Regions from separate parts of the Homo sapiens genome. Here region 1 is linked to region 2. A link is a contact called in ENCODE Hi-C or POLR2A ChIA-PET data. All regions are on one chromosome and are shown on one strand. Each heading gives the region's core, a stretch centred on a gene start or an enhancer-like site at or near the end of the contact. The rest is flanking DNA. Distances are from core to core; before and after follow the strand shown. Region 1 overlaps LOC105377114 (a long non-coding RNA gene). Region 2 overlaps FHIT (fragile histidine triad diadenosine triphosphatase).

What was found. Hi-C counts contacts between places; a loop is a spot of excess contacts on that map. ChIA-PET counts read pairs that join two places held with the same protein, here RNA polymerase II (POLR2A). Pooled maps may share reads with other maps.
Region 1: a pooled map shows a loop between it and region 2 (2.3-fold over the local background). The contact joins two enhancer-like sites. A Hi-C loop is called at or near these places in 1 of 168 maps with a recorded cell type or tissue (dorsolateral prefrontal cortex), 1 of 37 single-sample maps with no recorded cell type and 2 of 50 pooled maps. POLR2A ChIA-PET finds 5 or more read pairs at or near these places in 1 of 52 experiments (WTC11).

Annotation. Positions count from the first base shown.
Region 1 is chr3:61,356,019-61,363,224 of GRCh38, reverse strand. The region is part of intron 3 of LOC105377114 (a long non-coding RNA gene); the gene reads left to right. Among named protein-coding and RNA genes, the nearest start is that of FHIT, 110 kb to the right of the region's middle. Within about 2 kb of position 4,629, at least 2 of the 41 ENCODE cell types and tissues checked have a DNase peak (open chromatin) inside an H3K27ac peak, as active enhancers do.
Region 2 is chr3:61,003,782-61,011,325 of GRCh38, reverse strand. All of the region lies in intron 3 of FHIT (fragile histidine triad diadenosine triphosphatase), which reads left to right. Among named protein-coding and RNA genes, the nearest start is that of FHIT, 240 kb to the left of the region's middle. Within about 2 kb of position 2,090, at least 2 of the 41 ENCODE cell types and tissues checked have a DNase peak (open chromatin) inside an H3K27ac peak, as active enhancers do.

The sequences.
Region 1 (7,206 bases), core at 3,380-5,879, 350 kb before region 2:
CTGTTTATATACATTCTTTGAAGAAATGTCTGTTCAAATTCTTTGCCATTTTAAATTTGGGTTATTTGTCTTTTATGACCAAGTTGTAAAAGTTTTTTAAATGTATTTTGGATACAAATCCCTTATCAGTTATATGATTTTGTAGGGGAGGAAAAAATCTTTTTCCTTCTACTCTTCTAGGTTCACAGCTGGGGCTCTGTAACAAAAGATAGCTTAACAAGAGAAAAATGGTCAGAAATTTATTCACATGTGTATATCATATATACAGAGGAGAAACTCAGGGATGAGTAACTCAAAGAGATGACTAGAACTTAGGCTTATGTAGTATCTTAACAACAATAAATGATAAATTTTCAGACAAGTTACAAGACAGGAAAATGACTGAGTTTCTAGGGCAACAAATTATGGGAAGGTGAATATATAAGAGACTAATAGTAGATAAGAATTAATTATAAAGTTTGTTATGTAGAGTCCTGTGGTGCCATCTCTGGGCTGATAAGGGTCTAGGGTTGCCACATTTATGTCCTGCTTTTAGGCAGTAAGGAGAGGGAAGAGAGCATTTCTTGTATCTACTTCTTCTCAATTGCCTTCAGCTCAAAATAGTCCTTGTGCCAAAATGACATATTTTGAGGTGGAAAGTTCTATCTTTCAGTTGCAAATATTTTCTCTTATTCTGTGGGCTGTCTTTGCATGTTCTTAATGGTGTCCTCTGGAGCACAAAAGTCTTAATTTTGATGAATCCACTTCACCCAATTTTCTTTTGTTATTTGTGCTTTTGGTGTTGTGTCTAAGAAGACTGCCTAGCTCAAGGTCATGAAGATTTACTCCTGTGTTTTCTTCTAAGAGTTTTATAATTTTACCTCTTAAATTTAGATCTATGATCCAATTTGAGTTCAATGTTCTGTGTGGTAGAGAATAAGGCTCATTTTTTGGTATGTCAATATCTTAGCATCATTTGTTGAAAAGACTACTGTTTTCCATTGAATTGTCTTGGCACTACTGTGGAAAATTAATTGACTATAAATTTGAGGTTTTGTTTCTGAATTATCAATTTTATTCCATTGATCTATATCTATCCATGTAGACTTATATTATATTGTCTTGATTACTCTAATTTTGTAGTTAGTTTTGAAATTGGGAAGTATGAATCCTTCAACTTTGCTCTTCCTTTTTTAAGGTTGTTTTGGCTATTTGGGGTCCCTTGCACTTCCATATGAATTTTAGGATCAGCTTGCAAATTTCTGCTAAAAAATCTAGCTAGGATTCTCATAGTAATTGTGTTGAATCTGTAGATCAATTTGGGGAGTAGTGCCATCTTAATAATATTAAATCTTCCAATCCATGAACATAGAATATTTGTCTATTTATTTAGGCTTTGAGTTCTTTAAAAAAAAGTTTTCAAAATCAGAGTTTTCATTTTGGATTTCTTTCATTAAATTTGTGTCTAAGTATTTTACTCTTTTCGGTGCTATTATAAATGCAGTTGTTTTCTTGAATTTGGTTTTGAATTATTACTAACGTCTAGAAATACAGTTGATTTTTGTATATTGATCTTGCATCTTGCAACCGTGCTGAACTTGATTATGAGTTCTAACAGTTTTTAGTGCAGTCAGTACCCAGAAGTCCTGGGCCTGAGCCCAGGTCCGTCTTCTATCCTGTCCTGCCCAGCATATTTGTGCTACCAAGCAGTCTAGCAGGCTTTTAACATTCAGGCTGGAGGACTATTTTCAGATATTGACTGCAAGGCCTTGAGTGGGATTTAAATGGATTTCTAACTTCTAAATATTTGACACGTTATGTGGTCACAATTTATATTCTTTCTCTGGGTCCTGCAAATAAGAGAGGTATGTTTGTTTTCTATCTATGTAACTCTGCTGCTCCACTGCCCCCACCGCTAGTTACTTGCCTCTAGTTTAATGCATTTTATTCTATCATTTAGATGTTCATTCTTTTGGGTTAAGGCATTGTTCTTTTAAGACTTTCCTTTTTCAGAGACAAGTTGCTGAAATGAGGCTGGATGAATGAACACTTGTCAGGCACAGTATAAAGTAAATGTGATTAAACTAAAAATGTGTCTTCTTTTGGGTGCTGGTGTTGGGAAATCATAATCACAGTAGCTATAACATCTGTCAAAAATAAAATGTAAACTTTGTTTCCTAAAATCTTAATTCAGGAGAAAGCCAGGCTTTTCTCCAAAATGATTTTTTCCCTTTTTCCTATCTGTTTTATTTTTCTCTTTTTATTATTTTTATGATGTATTAAATCGAAGCATTTACTTGCAGCATGCTAGTTAAGACAATTTTCTTAGCATTTGCTGAATGATTTGGCAGGCTAGACATCCTAGAGCTAAATTGTAAAATCCCATTAAAACCTAGTCATATAAAAATAAAAGATGCTGCCTGGTGCACTCCATGACACGTTATGGTGAGGTCTCATCACATTACAATAACAAATCCCAAAACGAAGTGACTACTGTGTAATAGAATATGATGGAGAGAGAGTATATTAGTGATGCAGCCAACTGCATTTAATTAAATCCATGTCCAAATTAGTTCCCTGATTGGCATGTAAAAAGAAAACATGTTTACTATGGTAGTTCAAATAGCATGATTATTGTTTTAGCACACAGGCTTTTTAGCCTGTACCCACACCCTCTTTTTTTTTTTTTTTTTTTTTTTTGGTCTTCAAGTGTCTTGCCACCTCATGGATGAAGTAGGTATAACTGAAATCTCTCTTTGTCTTGGGTAAAAAAGAAACAGGCTCTCATAGGGTAAGTAGCTTGCTCAAGTCACCAGCTAATAAAGAGCAGAGCTGGAATACAAACTCAGGTCAAGAAGATTCCAGAGTCCATGCTCTTTCATTTATGCCAAAGACTGCCCAACTATGGCCTGCAGGCCAAATCTGGCCAGCTGTCTGGTTTTGTGCCCCTCAAAAGCCAAGAATGGTTATTATAGTTTTATATAGTTGAGAAAAAATCAGAAGAAGAATAGTATTTCATGATGTGTGAAAATTATAAGAAATTAAAAACTTAAAATGTCAATGTCCATTTGTAAAGTTTTATTGGAACACGGTCATATCCATTTATTTATGTATTAACTACAGCAGCTTTTGCATTACAATGGCAGAGTTTAGTTGCAGCAGAGATTATGTTGGTCTGCAAAGCCCAAAACATTTTCTACCTAGACATTTATAGAAAAAGTTTGCCAACCTCTGATCTAGTCCATGGTTCTTAAGCCAAGTTAAATGTAAGCATTTAATGTTACATTAAACGTTCAGTTGAAGGCTGGGGCCCAGGGATCTGCATATTTAAAAATAAATACCCAGTATCATTTGACATACTTTCTTAAGTAATTATGATTACTATTACTGTCTTCCATTATGATTATGTGTGTATTTCTTCCTCTCCTTTATCCATCTTTGAGGGCTAGGACCATGCTAAAGTATCTTTGAATGAAAAAACAAGCATAGAATTTATGTATTAGTTTATTAGATATATATATCTGAGTATTCATTGTATGTCAGGTCCTCTTCAGTGGTAGAACAGAAGACCTACAGTCTAGGGGAAGACAAGAAAAAGGGCCAGGATAAAGCTACATGATAAGAAGTCCACATTAATTGATTAGAATAATACTTGCTATACATAATGGTAACTCATAAGACCCTTCAACTTTCAAAGAATAAGTTATTTTGGCTGCACGATAGCATTAGATGTATCTTACAGAATTTAAGAGTTTATACATTGGTAGTGCAAAAATAAGGTATAATGTATAGATATCACTGGAATTTGGGGGCCAGATAACCAGTGGTTAACTGTGTTTTGATCAAAATGATGAATTAGTGTGAATTCACAGGACTCATTTGTATGGCTATTTGTCTGGCTACTATATATTATAAAAACCCAACATATAGATGTCATGAGCTGTAGAAGGAACTAGATAAAGAGAGCCCATTTAACTTCAATAGGAAGGTGTCTAGAGATTAATTTTAGCACTTAGTGTCATTATGACATGTAGAATGCTGTGTTGAATAAATCTAATGGATTTTAAAGTATTTTTTAGAACTTTGACTTAATTATGATTTTCCTGGAACTGTGTAAGGCTCCTACTGTCAATATGCTAAGGTAACACTTTAGAATGAGAAAATAAATTTTCAGTTGAAACGTTACTGCCATCCATTAGACATGGAAGAAGCAGCTGTTACCACACTGCCAAACCAGGGTTATTTTTTGAAAAACACTAGTACATGCTGTAAGAGCAGAAAGTAGAAAATTACAATGCCATTTGAAAAAAGAATACCCCAACAACTTAAAAATAAACACTTTTACGTAGATGTATATATTAGTTATCTCTGGCTGTATGACAAATTACCCTCAAGTTTAGCAGTTTAAAACAACAAATATTTATTATCTCATAGTTTCTGTGTGTCTGAAATCTAGGAACAGATTGGATGGGTAATTCTGGCTTAGGATCTCTCACAAGATTACATGGCCAGGGCTGTAGTAATCTCAAGGTTCAACTGGGGCTGGAGAGTCTTCTGACCTCTCTCGCATGGTTGTTGTCAGGGTCCAGTTCCTCATGGGCCGTCAGACTGAGACTCTCAGTTCCTCACTGGCTGTTGGCCAGAGGCCTCTTTCAGTTTCCTGGCACATGAGCCTCTTCATAGGGCAGCTGGCTTCCATCAGAAAGAGCAAGTGGGAGAGCAACAGACAGCCAGGCAGAACTCCCAGTCATTTTTTAACCTAATCTCAGTGGTGACATTCCATCATTTTCATATATTTTATTCATTAGAAGTGGGCCACTAGGTCTAGTTTGCCCTCAAGGGCACAAGAGCATGAACACTAAGAGGAAGTAAACCCCAATTTTTATCATATTTCATTATAAGAGGAAAACAGGCATAACAAATCCAACCATTAGAGAAGCACCCTTCATTGGTAAAATATTTGTTGAGTGCCTACTATGTGCCAGCCATGGAGGATATGATAGTTCAAAACCAGCAAATTTCCCTGCCTTCATGTAGCATACTTTCTGTAGGAAATAAACCATTAGAAAGCATACTATATAGTGTCTGGTACACAAGGCTCTCAAAAGATGTTAGTTATTTTTTTTTTTCAGGGTAGATGGATATCTCCCCTGTCCCAGAAACAGAGCCAAACTCTCCAGTCTGTTGCATCTCTAATCCTATTGTAGACAAATATGATTTGTTTAACCAGAGCAGAAATGGCTTTTCTTTCACTTATGCTTGAAATAGGCGATTCATAATAGTTCACAACACTACACACTTGTAACTGCCTTTCTCCCATTTGTGTTTTTAAAGTGGTCTTTGTCAGAAAAAAATATAAATAAAAACACTAAAGAGTCCCACGGAAGTAGCTGTCCTAGTAGGTTTCCTGCAGCGCCGTGCTGACCACTGTATCCTTTTGCATTACACATGCCAAGTTGACCTAACGTCTTCCAGCTCCGAATTATTTTAATTGCTTTTTTTCTAGATGCATCTTTTCAGTCTCTCAAGGACTCTTTAAAAAATGGCTTCTTGAACTACAAACAAGATTTCAAATGTGTGCCTGGTTCTGCCAGGCAATTCTGCAGTTGCTTTCTCTAATTAATATTCCATATCTCAAAAAAACCGTCTCAAGATTTTAATTGACTTTTGTCACCCCCATCTCATTCAAGTACTGTGCTGGCCATCCTCGTACATTATTAATAAACCATGCGTACTCTGTGTGTTTTTTCCCTGCTGCCTGATGTTTAGTTCTTTCTTGAACTTTGTTTTGAATGACAATTGAAGGATAATTTATTGTGCTGGGCTTCCGACACTAGTACGGTCAGCTATAGTTTGCTGTGCTAATTAGGAAAAAACTGTCAATCAAAGAAGTTATTCACTTTAGAGAGTAGACATAGCTTCATTTGTCTTGTACATAAACTCCTTCATACGGTGTAGAGCTAACTTCCTATACCATTGAGAGAAGTATACTAACAAAGCTGAGTTATAAAATATTTTTATAGAAATATTGATTTAATCCTCTCAGGTTTAAAAATAGGTTTCCAAAATACAGTAAAAGGATAAGAATTTTGATGAATACAGTGATTGTTTATTAAAATGGATTCTTTGAAAGCATTCTTTAAAATACTTAAGTTCTTCCATTCATCATTCTTTGTTGTTAATTTCACAGAGTCTGCCAACTGAAACTTTCTGCCAGCCCCTTTCCAATGTATCAGAAATTTCACATGGGTTGCCACCAAATTAGCATCATTGATGCAGTGTAGTGTTCCTCTGAAGCCTGTTGATCTTCTCTGTGCATTCATCTATTCATGGGACTTCTAGGCATGGAACATCTATTTGTAGTAGTGTTGACCTTTTCCCCTGTTCAAATAACATTTTTGTAGTGCTCTTTTTTTCACCCAGGTTGGAGGGTAGCAGTGTGATCATAGATCATTGCAGTGTCACCCTCCTGGGCTCAAGGAATCCACGTGCCTCAGTCTCCCACATAGCTGGGACTACAGGCTTGCACACCACCTAATTAATTAGCACCCAGCTAATTTTTTTAAAAAACAATATTTTTTAGAGATGGAGTCTCACTATGTTTCCCAGGCAGGTCTCCTTCCTTCAGGCAATCCTCCTGCCTTGGCATCCCAAAGCGCTGAGATTACAGGTGTGAGCCACCGCACCCAGCTTGTAGTGGGCTATTCAAGTTTGTTTCTCCATCTAAAAGAGGAAGCACAGCCAACTTCTACTCAGATCACCTGAGTACTGTACATGGAAACGACTGTGCAGGCAATTGCTTTCACTGATGAATGAAGACACATCACAAAGAATCCATCCCCATGAAGAAGAATTACTGAGGAAAACACACCTAATACATTTAGGATTATTTTTCCCTCAATTATGAGAACATTGGTGTCTAAAGAGTACAGTTACAAGAACAAACATTTTGGGCTTATTATCTTTCAAACTAGATAGTTATAGCTAGAGGAAAGTGGATGGATTTTAGGAAAATTACTTGGGTATTTTGGAGTGTGGCAGGCTGATCTTTTATTCCAAACACCCACTGGGACACCCAATAATGTTATTTTCCTGTGGCCTCTGACATTTTTACTATATTTGTGCTGTTATCCCATGTTTTGTTAGGGATTTCTGACTCCAAATCCACAGCAACTCTAAAATAACTATTAATCCTGTGCCCATCATCTGCCTGTTTCCACTCAGACC
Region 2 (7,544 bases), core at 841-3,340:
TTATTTGATACTGAAAGTGGTAAATCTTTGGAATCTATGTCTTTTGCACCTACGTTTCTACAATGAAATTTGTAACTTGTCATAAATAGGAATCTATTCAGGTTCAACATTGTGGAATTCCACAACCACAGTTATAAAGGATTTGGAAAATTCTCTAAGCTACACAAGAAAACTTTTATAATCTAAAATTAAGAATGAATAAGTAAGTCAGTGCATATAATTTCTCTGGTTTTTCAGTAGCCCATTACTTCAAGATTTCCACCTTGTGGAAAGAAAGGAAACATTCGAAGTTTACCTTAAGTGAAGAGAAATTTCTCATGTTAGAGAATGTGAATTAAAATTATTTTCCAAGAATTTATCTTTTACCTATAATTATAACAACAATATATCATTATGCCATTACTCCTACATATACTGAGAGTTCAATGGAATTATTTAGGTTATATTTTTTCTGACTCTTACTTTCTATAAAACATGGAACAGTCAACTCTTGATATTATCTACTTCTCCTTCCACAATTCTGCTACAATGAGAAATATTTAGGTAAACCTTAGAACCAATTAACTTATTTTGTGTGCAGTTTAGCTGGTGATATAAGAAATATCAGAAGGGACTTTAAATACATTTCTTAAAATATTGGCAGTGTCAATGCTGACAGGACTGAAAGAAAGCTTGTAGTCTAAGGACAAATGTGCAGGCATTTGCACAGTATCTTCCTTGGCCATCAGGTGGAACAGAATATCAAGCCTGATCCCTGTTGGTTGTTTAGTCCAGATTTACCAAGCAGCAGATAAACCCAGATGCTGTGTGGCTGTGCATGTTACTTAACCTTTCTAAACATTAGTTTTGTCATCTGTAAAATGACAATGGTAATAGTACTTATTACATGGGATTGTTGAGTCACATAAATGAATGAATGCATGTAAAGCATTTTGTAAGAGCTTAATATTGTTAGCCATTATGATTATCAGTAGGTCTGCAATAATACCCTAAGTGGAAAATATGGACTAATGGGCTAATATTGGATCAGTTGAGTTAAATGTATTTACAGTTTGATACAAATATAAGATCACCCCAGATCCAATAAATTCAATCAGTTGTTTACCATTTACTTTTTTTTTTTTTGGTAATCAAGTGTAGGAATGCTTTGTCATCAAGTATATTTATAGCATAGACATTTTTGGTAATAATTGAAGATATGCGCAGAGATACCATGCTTCAGGTGATGTGATTATTCTTAGAACATTGAGGCTTGTTGTTATTTACCATCTCTTTCTAGTTTCAAGGTGCCACTTAGGTAGATGAAACTTCTGGCTGTATGAAAGATTGTTAATGTAAATCTTCTGCACTAGTGACTATTAGGGTAGGTCTAAAATATCACCTTGTCATAGAATTCTCTCCAAAATAGAAAAGAAACCTTCAAGCTCTTTTCGTTATTTCCTAAAGGGTATTTGTAACCACAGTAACTATGAAAGGCTACCCAAATATTATATTTCCCATTTTTGTCAAAGATTAGGTTACCTTCATGTTGTAATTTCATTATTTATTTATTAGAAGTTCCATCAGACAGGATATGTATTTTTCTTAATAATACCAAAAAGGAAATGAATTAATCGTTAATCTTGGATAGATGAAATATTTTCAAACATGTACTCCATTCTCAAATCATAATAAAAGGAGTCCTTGGTAGTGAGATTGTTAGGAAGCACTTCTTTGAGTAGGTTGATTTGGGAGCAGTGGGGCAGGAGTAGGCATTATTATTATGTAGTATCTATATAATAACTCTAGTATATGAATTTGATCTGTATTATAGGAATATGATTTTACAGCAACCAGTTAAAAAACAATTTCATTGACTTTCACTAAGGCATCAGTTTAATAACCATTTGGCCAATTGGTCAAATTTGAAGACTCCTATTTCTTAAGATCAAATTTCATATATGGTAGTGGAGGAAAGCACTTTACCGTTTCAGAGAAGAAAACACAAAAACAGGAACTAAGGACGAATTAGGGAACCCAAAAGAAAGAGAACCAGAACATATATCACGTGGCCTTCTGACGCTAAGTGAAGCTCATGCCTGCACCCCTGCTGCTCTTCCTGTTCCTTGTCAGTGTCAGCCGTTGTTTTGAAAGAGACACAATGGGACCCAGTCTATTGCTTCTTAAGCTGGGGCAGAGTTTATGTTTTGTCTGAATGGCTGCCTCCTTATTCTTCAGAGGGCCCAATAAAATATGTTAAATACTACTGGTGAGTAAAATTGCTGAGGGAAGAAACACAATTATTGGGCAATGTTTCTTGGGAGTTTCAGGATAATAAAGCAGAGTTTGGAAATAAGACTGTGTGAACTATCGAGTAGCTGTATCAGTTTGTGGAATTAATTTACTGAGGCGGTTAGCTGCCAGTTTTCCGCACACACACACACACAAAAAGCCCAAATTAGTTCCATTATTTTTTAACATGTGCTAAGTGCCCATAGCATGTTGGTGCCTTCACATGATATCAGAATGCACTATGGAGGGAACTGAACTTGTTATTGGATTTAATTAATCTCTCAAGTTAATTGCCAATGTGGGCCACATTTCTTATGTGAGTAAAATTGGAGTGTGAGAAAAGATAATGTCCCTCCCTCATTAAGCTGTCCACGTTAGATTTACAGGGTGACAGTCAGGCCCACTCAGGCTTAGTTTTGATAGCTTTCATTACTGACATCACAGAGTAAGTGGTGATCTGTCCTTTCATTATTAGACTCAACCCAATAACTGTTGCACAAACACAACCACCTCTATCAGGGAGGCTTCAAAGAGCTGTTTGTAGTTTAATGCTTCGCTTGTCATTTTTTTTTTTCTTCCTAGCCCCAGACTCCTTTTGTTCTCCCAATGCAGGGAGAATTGTAGTGCAGAGCCCTGCCTGACACCTGCCAAGAAGGGCAGCCCTTGCCAACTGCAGCCTTCCCTGGAGCAGGAATCAGTTAGTGACTTCTGCAAATGATGTGACTTTGTAGATCTTAGGAACTTCTTTTCACACAATTACATAACAGGCATGTGATTCCCCTCCATCCCCAACTTGTGCTTATAAAACACTGTGGACAGTACCTTTTAAAATGGCTGAGATATTGATTACCTGCAAAAACTGGAAAACCATTTGTATGCCTGTCTGTTCTGTAATGTTTGCTTCTACAGGGTCTTTGGTTGAATTCCCTAGAACTGGAGATGGGTGTGCAGGTGATTAGTAAGAGAGGGCTCTTGGGAGAAACCAGGAAGGGAGTGAGGGAATTAGTATAAGGAAGTGGAAGAAGCTACCAAGGTTGTGGTTTCAGGTGAAATTAACCTGATCACATGGGGAGTCTTGGGAGCATGAAACATACTACAGGGTCAGTTCTGCCTTGAGACAGGAGTGTAGACTTTTGTACCTTCCCTTCCCACCATTCAGTCTTTAGCTATGGACCCTGGGTGGGGGCCGAATTTAGTGATATATCTCCCCAGAACCTCTGGGTGTTGCTCTGGTCACTCAAGGGCAATTCTTTGGAGAAGATGGGCAGCAACACCTGTAGGGAGGAATGGGACACCAAACTGGTAAAAGGGATCCTACAGAGATCTGAGTGGAACATCAACAGCTTCTGAAGTGTAGGGAACACATTCTGTAGTCGCATAGGGCATTTGCATGCATAAGGGAACCCACGTTTCCTTCAAGTTACACAATTTTGTGTCAGAGTGAGAAAGCATTGTAACTATTGACTCCTGATTTTGTGTTGTGACTCCATCTTTGGTAGGAGATTAAGAACTGGTAGACAGATGAAAATCATATATTATATTTTTTAGGTTTATGGAAGATGAAGTTAGTAGTTCTCAAATAGGTATTCACCTGAGAAAAAGAATATGAAACTTCTTACCTCCACTGAACCTAATGAATTTATTGCTCCTCCATCGATTTCTAGTAAACTGTTGTTAATGCCTGTAAAGGTAATTAAACATGGCAGATGAAAAAACGATTACACTCTCAGGCCAAAGAGGGAGTAAGTTATGCAGAGTGTCTGGGGGCTACAAAATACAGCCTCTTGTTCCATCGAATGACAGGGTCTAACTTTGTGATGTAAACACATTATTGCAAATGTCAGTGCACAGAGAATTGTTTAGACAGACTGCAAAGATGATTACTAAAGAAGAAGCAAAGCAATAAAATACAAAACAACAACATTTCATTGGCCCAGTTATAATTCCAACTTTTTATCTGTTTGGATGAACAATTTCATATAGAGACTTTTCTATGATAAGCTTTTAAAAAATAAGACAGCAAGATGAAAGAGGCAACAATTAATATTAAAATGTTATGCACATTAATGTAAATGATAAAACATTTTATATCTCAAACTGCAAAGAATATATTCTGTGGTTAATTTTTCTTTCACTATTTCCCCTCCTTCTTTCCAATCGAAAGTATCAACAGCTTAATATTATAGATCAAATTATTAAACTTTCTACTATGTAAGTTTTTGAACTTAGCCATGTATATATTTGTATCTAGATAATTTCCGAAGAATGGAGTAAAGATGCTTTATTCATTCTGTATATTTTATTTCAAAAATACTTTTTCAGCAGTAATTCAGCAAACTTAAGGGTTTGTAAAGGTTTTTCTATAAAGAGAAAATGTGTTATGTATATTTTATTTAAAAGTGTGATGCAGTTCTCCAAATGCAGTTAATTGTAAAAAAAAAAAAAAAAGAATATGTTTTCCAAATCAGTGGGGGACTTTTTTGGTGCCTTCTTTTGATTTTTCATACTTTTTTTTCAGAAAGGAAATTTTATACATAAAAGTTGGTAATGTCTCATTACATAAATCTCAAGTGCCAAGTGTCATCCCTAAAATATTTCTCACCTTGGATTCGTGAAATATTTTTAATTTCATGGATAATTTTGCTTTTTAGCATTTGTTATGGTCATTGATGTTGCTGTTTTTATGACAGAATAATTTTTAATAACGTTTTTGTTCAGCTGCGTTCAAATGATAAAAGGAAGAAATTTCCTTAAAAAATACTGCTTGAGGTTACCTTCTGAGTCTTCTTTTGGCATCTTAATGTCAAATCCCATATTTGAGAGCACTAATCCATATTAAAAGAAGGTTCAAAATTGAAATTATACCATTAACCTTGGCCTTTTTCAAGTGAAACTGTTTTACAAGTTCTCTTTGCCATCAGCATGTTTACCAAGCTCTTTATTTTCAAATGTGACTTCAGGCAATTTTTTTTTTTTAAAAACCTTGTTTTAAGCATGGTGGTAACTGCTCTTCCTGCTCCCTACTTACCACCCAAGAGCTGTTTTCCACTGCTGCCTTCCCTTGCCTGCTCTTCCTTCTTTCACCCTCAGATTCTAAACTGTGTAGATGAGTGGAGTGGGTGAGGACACAGCTAGTAAGGAGAGGGGCCATTTCCACTTCTGGGTCCTTTCCTCAAAAGAAGACTTGCTGAGAGCCCAGCCATGTTGGAACTAACCTCCCCGACAGTAAGTGGCTATCTTGACCTAGTGTTCGCTGTGCTCCAGGCTGTTCCAAGTGTTCTAAATGCATTCCTTTCATTCTTCACATCAGCTCTAGGCACCACATATATAATTATTGCGTTTCACACACAGGGAAACCGAAATTCATAGTGGCCCAGCCATGCACCACACAGCCTGCTCTGAAAAAGCTTCTTCTTGGATTGAGGGACCAGGATTAACAAATATTTATCAGTTCCACTACTTCAACTATATACTGAAACCTTATTTAAGGAATTCTTCGTGTCTGTTGCAGAAGTTCTTTGCTCCTAGGTTAAAGTAGGGTGGTTCTTATCATCACTATTACCACCATCATTTGTCACCGCTGCCATAATTATCATTGTCACCATCACCATCACCATCACCAGTACCATCACCATCACCATCACAATCATTATCATCCTGCTCCTCCTCATCATCATATATAGCAGTTACTGACTATCTCTTCTGTGGCAAGCCCTAAGTTAGATGCTTAGCTTTTAGCAAGTTTTTCTCTAATTCCCCTCAACGTGATAAAAATAAAATTATCTAATATGGACAGGTAGCCCATCTACATAAAATAATGGAGAAGTCATTAGCTTAGGAATTTGACAGATCTGAGATCCTAATTATAAGCAATAATTATAGGCAACATATCTGAGCTTCATTTACTCACCTTTCCTAAGAGCTTAATAATTCCTATCACATTCTTTCTAGGGAGAATGAAATAAGATGGGATATATAGCAAATGCTTAGCACTCTGCTGCAATCATACTAGCCACCCAGGAAACATTGGTTCTTCTCCCTCTCTGCTGTACCTCTCATGTGGGGAGAAAATGGTGGGAGGCATAGATAATTGCTATATTGAATTGTATAATGAAAAATATCCCATATTATATATTTAACAACTTACATTTCTCATTTACTTACTATGTTTGAGGTATGTTTGAGTGCATAATGTGCTTTACATCATTTAATTTTCACAGCAGTTCTCTGCGGTTGGCGGCTGATTGATTTTCTTAATACCAGGAATCAGGGATGCTATCCTTTTCCACCTGCTGACCTGTATGCTTCATCAGTGGGTTTTTTTGCCTTCTGGCCAATGGGGGGACCCAAGCAGGAGACTGGAAAATGGAAGGAGAGTGAGGTCAAGGTATTAGTTGCCTTGGATCACTCCCTGTGGGGTCCCTTTGAGCTGGCTATGTTCCTCTATCAAAGCAGATAGCTCTTCTCGAGGTTGACCTCTCCACCAGACTTTCTCTTTCCAAGTTCTGGTCAGTGCTCCTTCCCCTTCTCCCTTTATGTCGTGTGATGATAACAGTTCCAGAGTGTTGAATGTCCCTTATGGTTTTCCTACATACTACCCAAAGTTTTATAAATAGTCCCTTTATTAAACCTTCCTCAAATTATTCTAATTTCAGTGGGCCATCTGTGTCCTGCTCAATTCCTACCAATACAGAAGAGGAGAAACCGGGCAACTTTTTTGAAACTGCATATGTACACTGGGCAAACACTTTATTTGGGGTGGCTTGGGTGGATACTGGTAGAGTTGATTGGGGAGCTAAAGACACTCAGGCCATTTTTGCCATTAACATTAGCAGGATCTATTTTTATCAGTCTCAACAGATATTCAGAACTTTTGTTTCACCATGGACATAATCTGTGCTCACCTTCTTTCACTTGCACAATATTCATGTGGCTCCGATACTAGATTTTGCACTCCTTTAGGGTAGGGATTCTTCTATTCGTCTCGGTGCCCTCAACACAAGTACACCACTGTGCTTAGTAGACACTCAGTACAGTCATTATTTAATAATCTGTCTGCCCACCCCCAAGCATAAGGATGATCTGAAGTAAGTACACAAGTACACTCACAGAGCATGTTTTGCTTCTTGAGGTTAGCTTCCATAAAAAACCAAACTGATGTATTGCTGATGTGTTATATCTGTAAATATTACAGAAATGGACATGCCAGATTTCTCTTCTTTAGCATCTGCTATAAGAGAAAAACTAGGCAGATGCCTGGAAGGCATGGGCAA